3 separate regions of the Homo sapiens genome follow, and regions 1 and 3 are each linked to region 2. Evidence: chromatin contacts called from ENCODE Hi-C or POLR2A ChIA-PET data. All regions are on one chromosome and are shown on one strand. Each heading gives the region's core, a stretch centred on a gene start or an enhancer-like site at or near the end of the contact. The rest is flanking DNA. Distances are from core to core; before and after follow the strand shown. Region 1 overlaps ZSCAN25 (zinc finger and SCAN domain containing 25). Region 2 holds the start of ZNF3 (zinc finger protein 3). Region 3 holds the start of TSC22D4-C7ORF61 (TSC22D4-C7orf61 readthrough).

Region 1 (3,901 bases), core at 1,276-3,775, 450 kb after region 2:
TTAAGAAACAAAGGTTCTCCTTGCCTCTCAGCTGGGATAAAACAGGTACTGAAAGTATTTTAAGCATAATCAGCCTGCAGACAACACCCATAGCACACACTATGACATGGACCAAACTTTCTTGATGAAATATTTCCCCAGGACAGACCTTAGGCAGTTACCTGGTTCTACCACCACCCAGGGGAGAAAACAGAGTTTCTCTTGCAAAGGACAACAGCCTCCCTCATTACCCAGCAGCACGGCACATGCAGCCAGACACTGAAGGTGTACAGCATCATCACAATGTGAGGCAACCACAGATGCCTTGTCATACAAAAGGAGGCCCATCTATGAGTTGACCAAATACCCGTTTGACCTGGAGAGTCCCGGTTTACACCACTGTCCCAGCATAATAAATAGCACCCACTTTCACTCTCAAAAGGGGCAGGAAATACGGAACATTTGCCTGGAACATCTTGTCATGCCAGAAAGCAAAGAAGCTGTCAATGAGAATTAGGGTTATGTCAAAAGGATTCAGGAGCCAAGGTCCAGGGGCCTCCACTGGTCAAAGGTGAAATAATTTGAGCATCAAATTATAACTCCAGCAGACTGATCAATACCAAGTATGTTTAAATCCATGAGTGCAGGCCAGGTGCAGTGGCCCACACCTGTAATCTCAATACTTTGCAAGGCCAAGGAAGGGGTAGCACCTTAGCCTGGCAGTTTGAGGCTGCAGTGAACTACAATTGCACCACTGCATTCCAGCCTGGGTGACAGAGCAAGACTCTGTCTCAAAAAAACCAATAAAAGCAAAAAGCTATGAATGCATTGATTTCTACAGACTTGACTGCCTTTACAGGAAGCAAAAAGTAACTAGCTCATTATTCTGAAAACAGGCAAATAAAGAGGAGGATCAAGCATTTTCTTGCCTTCCCTGTATGAACTATATCTAAGGGTAACCTAAGTTAATGAAGGGAAATTTCTTACAATATTCCAACTACTAAATGATGAAGCATTTACAGAACTAACGAAAGAAGCAGATCTAGGCTTCTAAAATCATATGAAGAGAAACAGGGCATGTCACAATCTATAATGTGTTCTTGCCAAAATGTGAAATATGAATCTGATTACACCACTAAACACTTCTACATTTTTAGATAATACAGAAGGCAGGGAAATATGTTAAATCACGCCATGGGTATGCAAACAGAAAATGCAGAATGATTAGCTGGGCATGGTGGCACATGCCTGTAATCCCAGCTACTTGGGAGGCTGAGGCAGGAGAATCGCTTGAACCCGGGACAGGGAGGTTGCGGTGAGCTGAGACTGTGCCACTGCACTCCAGCCTGGGCAACAGAGCGAGACTCCAGCTCAAAAAAAAAAAAAACAACAGAAAATGCAGAATGTAAAAAACTCTCCAGGATAAATGATCGAGTTTTTTAAAATGAATAAATCTCAAGAAGAAAAGGATAAGTACTACAGATTATAAGCCTTAAGAGACAAAGCAACAAATTATATTATATTGAAAAATTAGGTGGGTTCTTAAAATTCACTGGATATTTTGACATTAAGGAACTGTTTTGTTTTGAGACAGGGTCTTGCTCTGTCTCCCAGGCTGGAGTGCAATGGCACAATCAGGGCTCACTGCAACCTCAACCTCTTGGGGTCAAGTGATGCCCAGCCTCAGCCTCCTGAATAGCTGGGACCACAGGCATGCACCACCCATGCCCAGTTAATATTTGTTTGTAGATGAGGTCTCACTATGTTGCTCAGGCTGGTCTCGAACTCCTCTCAAGCAATCCCACCTTGGCCTCCCAAAGTGGTGGGATCACAGGTGTAAGCCACCACACCCAGCCGCCCTTACCTTTTACAGGTACACACTGAAATGGTTATAAACAACACTTGGGATACACTTCGAAACTTCAGTGGGGGAGGAAGACGGGGAGGAAGGAGTGGACAGAGATGAAACAAGATTGATTATGAGTTTATAATAAAGTCAAATGATAAATACATAAGGATTTATTTATATAGGTTTGAAATTATCTATTATAAAAAAATTTCTAAAGAATAGAAAAATACAGAAAACAAAATATTTCTTAACATTTGAATAGATATGAAAAATCAGACTACCACAATCCCATGGGAAAAACCCCCTACTTAGAGGCTTTTCTGAGACACTGTCCTAAGCTCTTGGCCCCACAGGAGATAGGGAAGAGGCCAGATAGGAAAGTCAGCAAGGCCCAGCTCCTTCTGAAGCTTAAGATATGCCAACTTGCTGAAACCCAGAGGAATGCTGGCTGTGTATGACAAAAGAGCATCTGTGATTCAGGTAATGACAAGCAGCCCCCCGAGGCCTCCCCAGTCCCCACCTGCCTTTGGAAAACCACCCTCTGGGGAAGGCCACACTCAGGCCAGAAGCCTCCCACTGAGTCTGCCTGGCTGTCAGCCCTGCCTAGCTGCTCTGATAATTACGGGGGAAAAAAAGCTGATTTTGCATGTGGACCTCAGTATTACAGAGGAGCAGCAGCAGCCCCGTGTGGACATCTCAGATACATTTACGACCCAGTCAGTGCAGCCTCGTGGGCACAGCTAATGAGCCAGGAAGACCAAGGAGCGTCATTTGCTAAGCCAAAATTAGACACCATGCTGCCTAACAAGAACAGGTGATAAAACCACGTTTCAAAGTGGGCTGAGTAATACAGCTTTGTGTTAGTCATTACCATTTACCTTATTTACAATGGAAAATGAAAAAAAAAAATCTCAGTAAAAGAATCTGGTATTAAGAGGCATCAGAAGACAAACCACATTTTGCAATTATAGGACACTATCAACAAAGGACAAACTCACTCACTCAGCCAGGGTTCAAAGGCACAGCACAATGACACAGCAGTCAGTCCACGCTAGTTATGCAGCTTCCAGAACTTTAAACAGAAATGAAACCCTTAAGTGATGGCACAATAAGGAAGCTTCAACAGTTTACAAATATTGCATCTTCTCATTTTTAAAGAAATGTATTTTTTTTTAATGCCTACAAATATCTTTATTTTTCCTGACTTGGCACTCATGCAAAACAGGTCGCTACCAGCTCATCATCCCCAGTGGGTGTCCAGGACCCCTAGTGCCTTGGATGACAAGGGTCTGGAGGGCAGAGACCATTTAGTAACAAGAGGTAGGTGACAAATGCATTTCAGGGCAAGATGCTGACAAAGCAATGAATACAGGCCCAGAGGATTTGCAGGAATATCCACGGGTTCTGAAGATCAGGTACATCCACGAGACATAAGCTCTACGAGGTCAACAGCTTCTCCCCCTATTTTATTCATGGATGTGTCTCAAGCACCCAGAAGAGTTCCTGACATGTTTGTTACAGGGCCTCAATAAATACTTGGGAAATGGGTCCAATGAGAATGGGGTGAAATTAATTTTATGAACTATAAAGTGCCATCAAATATAGGGCATTAATACTAGAGTTCATCTTTCAGACTCATTTTAATTATAACAGTTCTTTCTAGAGAACTGTTTTTTAAAATACTCTGATGTTTATTCAGTGATCAATAGCAAAATACTAACTTCCTAATAGTTGGTGTGTTGACAGTTGTTATAGTGCAAGGAATAATGGACGGGGAAGTTTTACAGATGAGGATAGAATGTTATAGCCTGACACAGATGAGGCTCCAAATAATGTAAAATTCACACAGTTGCCTGGGAGCAGATCCCAGCTGGGGAGGGAAGATCCAGCACGGGGCAGGAGGGCAGGAGTGGTCATGGGAAGATGTTCTCACGGGCACACAGCACAGATACCCTGAGAATGCCTCGGGTCATGGGCTGTCGCATGCATCCCCAACGCACAACCCCCAGAGGCATCACGTCTAGTCTCTCATTCACCACGGCATTCCCACGGCCAGGTGCTCAGAGGATGTTC
Region 2 (3,934 bases), core at 454-2,953:
ACCTGTAACCCCAGCACTTTGGGAGATTGAGGCGGCAGATCATTTGAGGTAAGGAGTTCGAGACAAGCCTGACCAACATGGTGAAACCTTGTCTCTACTAAAAATACACACAAATTAGCCGGGTATGGTATCACACGCCTGTAGTCCCAGCTACTTGGGAGGCTGAGGCACGAGAATCAGCCTGGGTGACAAGAGTGAGACTCCCTCTCAACAACAACAACAACAAAAAAAAAAAAAAAAAAAGGAAAAAGAATAAAAGAAACACATGTCAAAGGAAATCCAGCATAGAGTAATTTATTGCAAAAGGAAAATAGTATTTTGAAAGTTAAGTGCAGAGTAGACAGTACACCCTGGGAGAGAGAGAGATAGAGAGAGAGTTAGTTCAGGGAGGGCTGCTCCTAAGGATGAAACAGCAAAGGCTGGCTCTAGAGAGACCCCCTTTGTAAGGGGTCTTACACGATTATTCATAAGGGGGTGGGAGAAGTGTTACTAGTAAGTATGTTCTGGGTGGTCCTCTAGGTGCACATGCGCAGTGGGTGTACAGGCTTGTTCATACATTGCATGTTTCATTAGCATCTTAAATTTCCACCCAGGGGCGTGTTTTTTACCAAGATAATGAGCAAAGGGTCAGTTTGAGGACAGGTGAAATCAAAATGCGCATGCTCCCTACAGGGGAAAGTCCCTACTGGAGAGCGCTCAGCTTGAATGAGCTCAATTACAATGCGAATGCTGGGGCTTACTGTGTTGACTGCGGTCACCACGGTTGCCGCGTCTCCAGGACACGGTCACTTCCTTGACTATCCCCGCCTCGCTTCCACCTGTAGCTTCCTTTTTTTTTTTTTTGAGACAGTCTCACTCTGTGGCCAGCCTGGAGTACAGTGGTGCGATGTCGGCTCACTGCAACCTCCGCCTCCTGGGTTCAAGCGATTCTCCTGTCTCAGCCTCCAGAGTAGCTGGGATTACAGGCGTCTGCCACCACGCCCGGGTAATTTTTTTGTATTTTTAGTCGAGACGGGGTTTCGCCATGTTGGCCAGGCTGGTCTCGAACTCCTGACCTCAGGTGATCCGCCCGCCTCGGCCTCCTAAAGTGCTGGGATTACAGGCGTGAGCCTCCGCGCCCGGCCGGTAAGCTTCCTCTTCTCTGCTCTCATCACCTGTACACGGGTTTTTTCCTCATGTCAACTCTGTGATGGACTGGAATGTTTTCTTCAGATGTGGGTAATTTAAAGGGGGCATTTTTACAAGAAACAAAAAAAACTCGGTTTGTTCGGAGGCAAGTTTTAAATCAGGGTTCATTTTTTAATATTGATGAATCCTTCAATAATTGTATGTTTACTGCTGCCCTTCGCGAGCCAGCCTGAGAAGCGCGGGCTCGACATCCCCGCGCGCCCCCGCCGCCCGCCCCCAAGGCCGGCGACGCTGGAGCACATGTCCTGAGGCCCAGGACCGTGGTCGGCCGCTTTCGCACATTCGTGGCCAGCAGAGGGCGCAGCCGGCCAGCCCCCGCAGCGAAAGATCCCCGAGTGCCGCGTCAGCGATCGCGCTCCTTGCCCTCGCCGCCTGCCAGCCGCCCTGAGTCAGCAAACCACAGAGAGGCGAGGACCTCCCATTTTCCTAGACAGAACAAGTGGGCGTTGGGGGTACGGGTGAGTGGCAAGAACAACCGACCCGGAAGCGAAACGAGGGGGAACTTCCGTTCTTTGTTCTGTCCCCGGTGTGTGGGTCTGTGACAGGGTCCAACAGGGCCTGGTCCGTGTCCGGTCCCCCAAATCTGTCGTCCCTGCCCCCAGGGTGAGTCCACGCGTCCCCGGGTCTCGCGGTGAGACGGAGGCTGTGGTCGCCGGGGAAGGGGGTGGTGTCTGTGCCACTGCGGCCCGCAGGGTCCCCCGGCCGGCCCGGAGCAGGGTTCGGGGAGGCGCCCCTCCGTCCCCTGCAGCCCGTCCTCTACTCCGCTTCCCCAGGGATCCCCCTAGCCTAGCGGGATCCTGCGTAGGGGTTAGTAATGGGGCTCCGGTTCTGGTTTTGTGACTTTAACGGCGACCCAGCTGGAGCGTTTAAAAGTTTCAGCAGAGCGGTAGGGGCGCCTCTCTCTTGAAAGCAGCTAATGACAGCGACCCTAACTTGGTATTTCTCCCAGACGTTTTTATTTGATGTTAACACAGTTATTCGCGCCCGTGGCAGGAGAGGAAGTTTATTTTTACGCAGCTGGGTCCAAGGATCAGAGAAATTCTGCTAAGCGTACGCAGTTAGCACGAGGGCTGGGAGTGGGTGCAGACGCCGATTCCAGGGGTAATCCTGCTGGAGCCCAGTGCATCGCGTGATACACCTGGCTCAGGCTCCGTTTTCAGTTGTATTAGATTCCTGGTTTGATCCTCTCTCCGGAAGTGGGATTGAATCCACATCGGTGTTTACACTCTGAAGGGCTTTTGTAAACTCCAGGAGAAGATAGCAGAGTGATGAACCTGAAACCGATGGGCTAATTAGAGGAACGAGCGTATTATTTTCTCCAGAAAAGACATCTGTGGAGAGTGGGCATCATTTGATTATACGTGTTTGATGGACAGTCGGGTGGAAGGAGAAGATTCTGTTATTGAAGCTCTTTTTTTAAAAAAATTAATTTTTATTTATTTTTGAGACTGTCTCTGGAGTGCAGTGGCGCGATCTCGGCTCACTGCAACCTCCGCCTCCCGGTTCAAGCGCTTCTCCTGCTTCAGCCTCCCGAGTGGTTGGGACTACAGGCGCCCGCCACCACCTCCGGCGAATTTTTTGTATTTTTAGTAGAGACGGGGTTCCGCCCTTTTGGCCAGGCTGGTCTGCAACTCCTGGCCTCAAGTGATCCACCTGCCTTGGCCTCCCAAAGTGTTGGGATTACAGGCGTTAGCCACCGCGCCCGGCCTTTTTTTTTTTTTTCCTTTTAAAATGTTTGTGTGTGTATTAAGGTCTTGCTCTGTTGCCCCCGGCTGGAGTGCCGTGGTGCCATCATGGCTCACCATAGCCTGGAACTCCTGGGCTCAAGTAATCCTCCCACCTCAGCCTCCTAAAGTGCTGGGGTTACAGGCGTGAGCCACTGCAGGTCGCCAGTCATTGAATTTCTGTGATGCACTAGGTCTCTGTGCGGTGAAGGTCCAAGGAGATAGATTTTCAGCGAATCACCTGAAGACTTCTAATGGCTCAGCTGTGCAATGTGGATCCCCTGCTGAAGTAGTTCGGAGCACAGTGTCTAGCAAGTTAGCTGACAGAACGTTAGAACTTTCTTACCCTGGGTGGAGGTGGACCTGAGAACCTACCATTCCCTTTCATCTCTCCACGGGTGCAACGCAAATACTAGTTGTGGTGGTGGTCTTAATTGGTATTTATTAGCATATAATAAGTATTCTCTTTTTTTTCCTTTTCTTTAAATGTCTTGATTAGAAATGAAGTTTAGGCTGGACTCGGTGGCTCATGCCTGTAATCCCAGCACTTTGGGAGGCTGAGGTGGGAGAATCACTTGAGGCCAGGAGATTGAGACCAGCCTGAGCAACACAGTGAGGCTGCATTTCTACAAAAAGAATTTTAAAAAACTCAGCCAGATGTGGCAGTGCACACCTTTAGTCCCAGCTCCTTGGGAGGCTGAGCTGGGAGGATCACTTGAACTTAGGAGTTTGAGTCTGGAGTGAGCTCAAACTCACTGCACTCCAGCCTGAGCAGCAGAGTCAGACCCTGTCTCATGGAAAAAAAAAGACGTTTGCATGAATATTTTAAATTCCTTTTTTTCCCCTTAATCACACAGCATTGGCATCAACAAAAGTCAGAATTCCCGGGAACTTGAACAGAGGCTGCTAAATTCCCAGTAATTGCTCCTTTGGCCTTCTAGGGACTGACTTCAAAGAAGGAAGGAAAGAATCAGGCAGGTAAAGCTTTCCGTGTCTTGTTCTTACTGCCAGGCCATCTATCT
Region 3 (3,689 bases), core at 453-2,952, 400 kb before region 2:
GAAGCAGGAGGATCACTTGAGGCCGGGAGTTCAAGACCACCCTGGGCAACATTGCAAGATCCCCATCTCTACCAAAAAAAAAAATTTTTTTTTAAAGAAATTTAGCCAGGCGTAGTAGTGTGTGTCTGTGGTCCCAGCTACTTGGGAGGCTGAGGCAGGAGCATGGCTTGAGCCCAGGAGTTCCAGGCTGTGGTGAGCTATGATCGCACCACTGCACTCCATCCTGGGCAACAGAGAGAGAGAGAGACCCTGTCTCTAAAAAAAAAGGCGGGGGCAGGTTGGGGGAAAGGGGAATAGTATAACATCTAGGATCTGATTTCAAATAGTCCAGCAAACTACAGCTGGCCCCCACACAATGTCATTTCATTGAATGTCATTTCATTATAACATTGATGATTTTCTAAAAATTGATTTTGGGCTGGGACCACCATCTGTGTGGAGTTTGCATGGTCTCCCCATGTCTGCATGGCATGTTTGAAAATTTTCATAATAATCCACTTTTTTTTTTTTTTTGAGACATGGTCTCACTCTGTTGCCCAGGCTGGAGTGCAGTGGCACAATCTTGGCTCACTGCATCCTCAACCTCCTGGGCTCAAGAGATCCTCCTGCCTCACAGCCTCCTGAGTAGCTGGGACTACAGGTATACATCACCACACTCAGTTTTTTTTTTTTTTTAAGATGGAGTCTCACTCTGTCACCAGGCTGGAGTGCAGTGGCGTGATCTCGACTCACTGCAACCTCCGCCTCCCAGGTTGAAGTGATTCTCCTGCCTCAGCCTCCCGAGTAGCTGGGACTACAGGTGCCCGCCACCACACCTGGCTAATTTTTGTATTTTAAGTAGAGACTTGGTTTCACCATGTTGGCCAGGATGGTCTTAATCTCTTGACCTCGTGATCCGCCCGCCTCGGCCTCCCAAAGTGCTAATTTTTTAAATTTTTTGTAGAGATGGGGATCTCGTTATATTGCCCAGGCTGGTCACGAACTCCTGGGCTCAAGCGATCCTCCCACCTTTGAGTAGCTGGAATTATAGGTGCACATCACCATGCCCAGCTATTTTTTTTTATTTTTTGTAGAGATGGGGTCTTGCTATTATATTGTCCAAACTGGTCTCAAGCGATCCTCCTTCCTCGACCTCCCAAAGTGCGGAGATTACAGGCATGAGCCACCACCGGGATCCGGCAATAATCCACTTTTAAAAATAAGGAATGGGGGGAATAATGCAGTTGCTGTGAAAACCAAAGGAGAATGACAGTAACAGCCACAGCTGCCCCACAGCAGGGACTGGGAACTTCTGGGTGGGCATGCAGCACACCTCCCGGCCTGTGCCTTCCGTCTCTTCTGTGTGTCTCTAGGCCAATGGCAGCAATTGACTACAAGTAAGGGAATCCCTCGCCTCCCTGCAAGCTCCTCCCCTTTCTCCCCGAGCCCCGCCCCCTGCAGCCCCTCCCTGCAAGAGTGGGGCTAGGGCCCGGCAGGTGTGGGGTTAAGGGAGTCTGTTTGGGGCCCCCAGGAGCAGCAGCCTAAGCAGTGGCTGCAGCAACTGCAACAGCAGCGGCTGTGGCAGGCCTGGCCCCGGGCCAGCTGGCGGGAAGCCCCAGGAGGGAGGGAGGGAGGAGGAAGGGGAGGAAGAGGGGAAGGAGGAGGAGGAGGAGGAGAGGAGCAGTCAGCAGGCCCGAGGAGGCAGGACTTCCTGGTGTGGGGGTTGTCAACAGCCCAGAAAGAGAAAGACGGAGAGGCAGAGACCCAGGGGAGCCGAGGAGCGGAGACACGGACCCAGCAGGGTCACGCGGGAGGAGACTCGGGACACCCACTCGCTGGCTGCCACCGGGAGCAGAGGGGGGCTCGGCCGCCCCCTCCCACATCAGTCTCCAGACCCTTGGGGCTTCAGAGGCCGCTCCTAGGCTCCTCGGAGGAGGCGCGGGTTTCTTCTTTTCCGGAGAGCAAACTTTCCTCGGAGATGCCTGGCAGGATGAGCCGCGGCCCCCGGAGAGGACGGGACAGCCTCTGATCGCCGCCTGCGTGCCCCGCCACTGCCCATGGCCAGGAGGCCCCAGGGAACGGACAGCCCGACCTCTTAGGCGCCGGGACCCTCAGGCTCAGATCAGTGGCCGAGGCCCCAGAGGTAGGGTTCAGGGCTGGGTGGGGCGCTGGGGGGTAGCCGGGCAGGGCCTGCCCCAGAGATGTGGGAGCTGGGGTGAGGGTGGGGGCTCGAGGCCCAGGAGAGGTCTCTCTGAGTGGCCGGGCCAGGCTGGGGAGCTGCTTCAGCCTGGTTCTCCCAGGCCCTGGAGTCCGAGCTCTTGGGACAATACGGGCCCCCTGAGTCAGAATCCCAGGCGAGAAATGCCCAACTCTGGGACTCATCTGCCTCTTTCTACTCTGAGTGCCTTCTTGGATCCAGTCCCCTCTGCCCTGGTCTCTGTCATCTCTTGCCTGTCTCTGGGTCTCTGACGGTTTCCCCTTCCCCCACTCTGCTCCCCGGAGAGGAAGCCCCGGAGGTGGCCTGCCCACTGGTTTCACACACACACACACACACACACACACACACACACACACACACACACACACTCTCTCTCTCTCTCTCTCTCTCTCTCTCCCCCTCTTTTTCCAGTTTGCAAACTCAGCTCTGGAGTTCAGCAGCAACAGCAGCAGGAAAAACCTGCCCCTGCTCCCCCCTCCCGCCACCTCCCCTCTCCTCTTCTCCCCTCACCCAGCAGGCACCCCCGGTTCCCGCCAGGCCCTCCTGCCATGTCGGACCCAGACGTCCCCAGGGGCTCGGATGTCCCCGCCATGTGGCCCCCTTGTTCCAGGGGTGCCTGAGCCCCTTCAAGGAGCCCCAACCCACCCCCAACCTTGGCCCAGCCCTGAGCCCCAGGGACCATGAGCGGGGGCAAGAAGAAGAGTAGTTTCCAAATCACCAGCGTCACCACGGACTATGAGGGCCCTGGGAGCCCAGGGGCTTCGGATCCCCCTACCCCACAGCCCCCAACCGGGCCCCCGCCCCGCCTGCCCAATGGGGAGCCCAGCCCCGATCCGGGGGGCAAGGGCACCCCCCGGAATGGCTCCCCACCACCTGGGGCCCCTTCCTCCCGTTTCCGGGTGGTGAAGCTGCCCCACGGCCTGGGAGAGCCTTATCGCCGCGGTCGCTGGACGTGTGTGGATGTTTATGAGCGAGACCTGGAGCCCCACAGCTTCGGCGGACTCCTGGAGGGAATTCGAGGGGCCTCAGGGGGCGCCGGGGGCAGATCTTTGGATTCCAGGTTGGAGCTGGCCAGCCTCGGCCTGGGCGCCCCCACCCCACCGTCAGGCCTGTCTCAGGGCCCCACCTCCTGGCTCCGTCCACCCCCCACCTCTCCTGGACCTCAGGCCCGCTCCTTCACTGGGGGACTGGGCCAGCTGGTGGTGCCCAGCAAAGCCAAGGCAGAGAAACCCCCACTGTCGGCCTCCTCACCCCAGCAGCGCCCCCCAGAGCCTGAGACCGGTGAGAGTGCGGGCACATCCCGGGCTGCCACGCCCCTGCCCTCTCTGAGGGTGGAAGCGGAGGCTGGGGGCTCAGGGGCCAGGACCCCTCCACTGTCCCGGAGGAAAGCTGTAGACATGCGGCTGCGGATGGAGTTGGGTGCTCCAGAAGAGATGGGGCAGGTAAGACCTGGGTTCTAGGGCTGGCCCATCAGCCCTGGCCTAACCTCTAT

What was found. A loop is a pair of places that touch in the nucleus more often than their neighbours do. ChIA-PET counts read pairs that join two places held with the same protein, here RNA polymerase II (POLR2A). Pooled maps may share reads with other maps.
Region 1: a loop to region 2 is called in a pooled map, with 3 times the contacts of the local background. The contact joins the enhancer-like site here to the promoter of ZNF3 in region 2. A Hi-C loop is called at or near these places in 7 of 50 pooled maps. POLR2A ChIA-PET finds 5 or more read pairs at or near these places in 2 of 52 experiments (Panc1 and WTC11).
Region 3: a loop to region 2 is called in a pooled map, with 5 times the contacts of the local background. The contact joins the promoter of TSC22D4-C7ORF61 here to the promoter of ZNF3 in region 2. A Hi-C loop is called at or near these places in 6 of 50 pooled maps. POLR2A ChIA-PET finds 5 or more read pairs at or near these places in 3 of 52 experiments (A673, IMR-90 and activated B cell).

The regions. Positions count from the first base shown.
Region 1 is chr7:99,630,455-99,634,355 of GRCh38, reverse strand. ZSCAN25 (zinc finger and SCAN domain containing 25) reads right to left here. Exons shown (of 8, transcript NM_145115.3): 8 at 1,948-3,901. Among named protein-coding and RNA genes, the nearest start is that of ZSCAN25, 15 kb to the right of the region's middle. RefSeq lists an enhancer at 3,873-3,901. Within about 2 kb of position 2,525, at least 4 of the 41 ENCODE cell types and tissues checked have a DNase peak (open chromatin) inside an H3K27ac peak, as active enhancers do.
Region 2 is chr7:100,079,492-100,083,425 of GRCh38, reverse strand. ZNF3 (zinc finger protein 3) reads left to right here and starts at 1,703. Exons shown (of 6, transcript NM_032924.5): 1 at 1,703-1,791; 2 at 3,770-3,890. RefSeq lists a silencer at 1,295-1,374 and enhancers at 477-1,458, 1,615-1,764.
Region 3 is chr7:100,477,227-100,480,915 of GRCh38, reverse strand. TSC22D4-C7ORF61 (TSC22D4-C7orf61 readthrough) reads left to right here and starts at 1,702. Exons shown (of 6, transcript NM_001395846.1): 1 at 1,702-2,122; 2 at 2,609-3,639. The coding sequence starts at 2,878. It overlaps TSC22D4 (TSC22 domain family member 4), which reads left to right and starts at 1,702. Exons shown (of 5, transcript NM_030935.5): 1 at 1,702-2,122; 2 at 2,609-3,639. The coding sequence starts at 2,878. RefSeq lists enhancers at 1,187-1,296, 1,997-2,066 and a silencer at 1,387-1,546.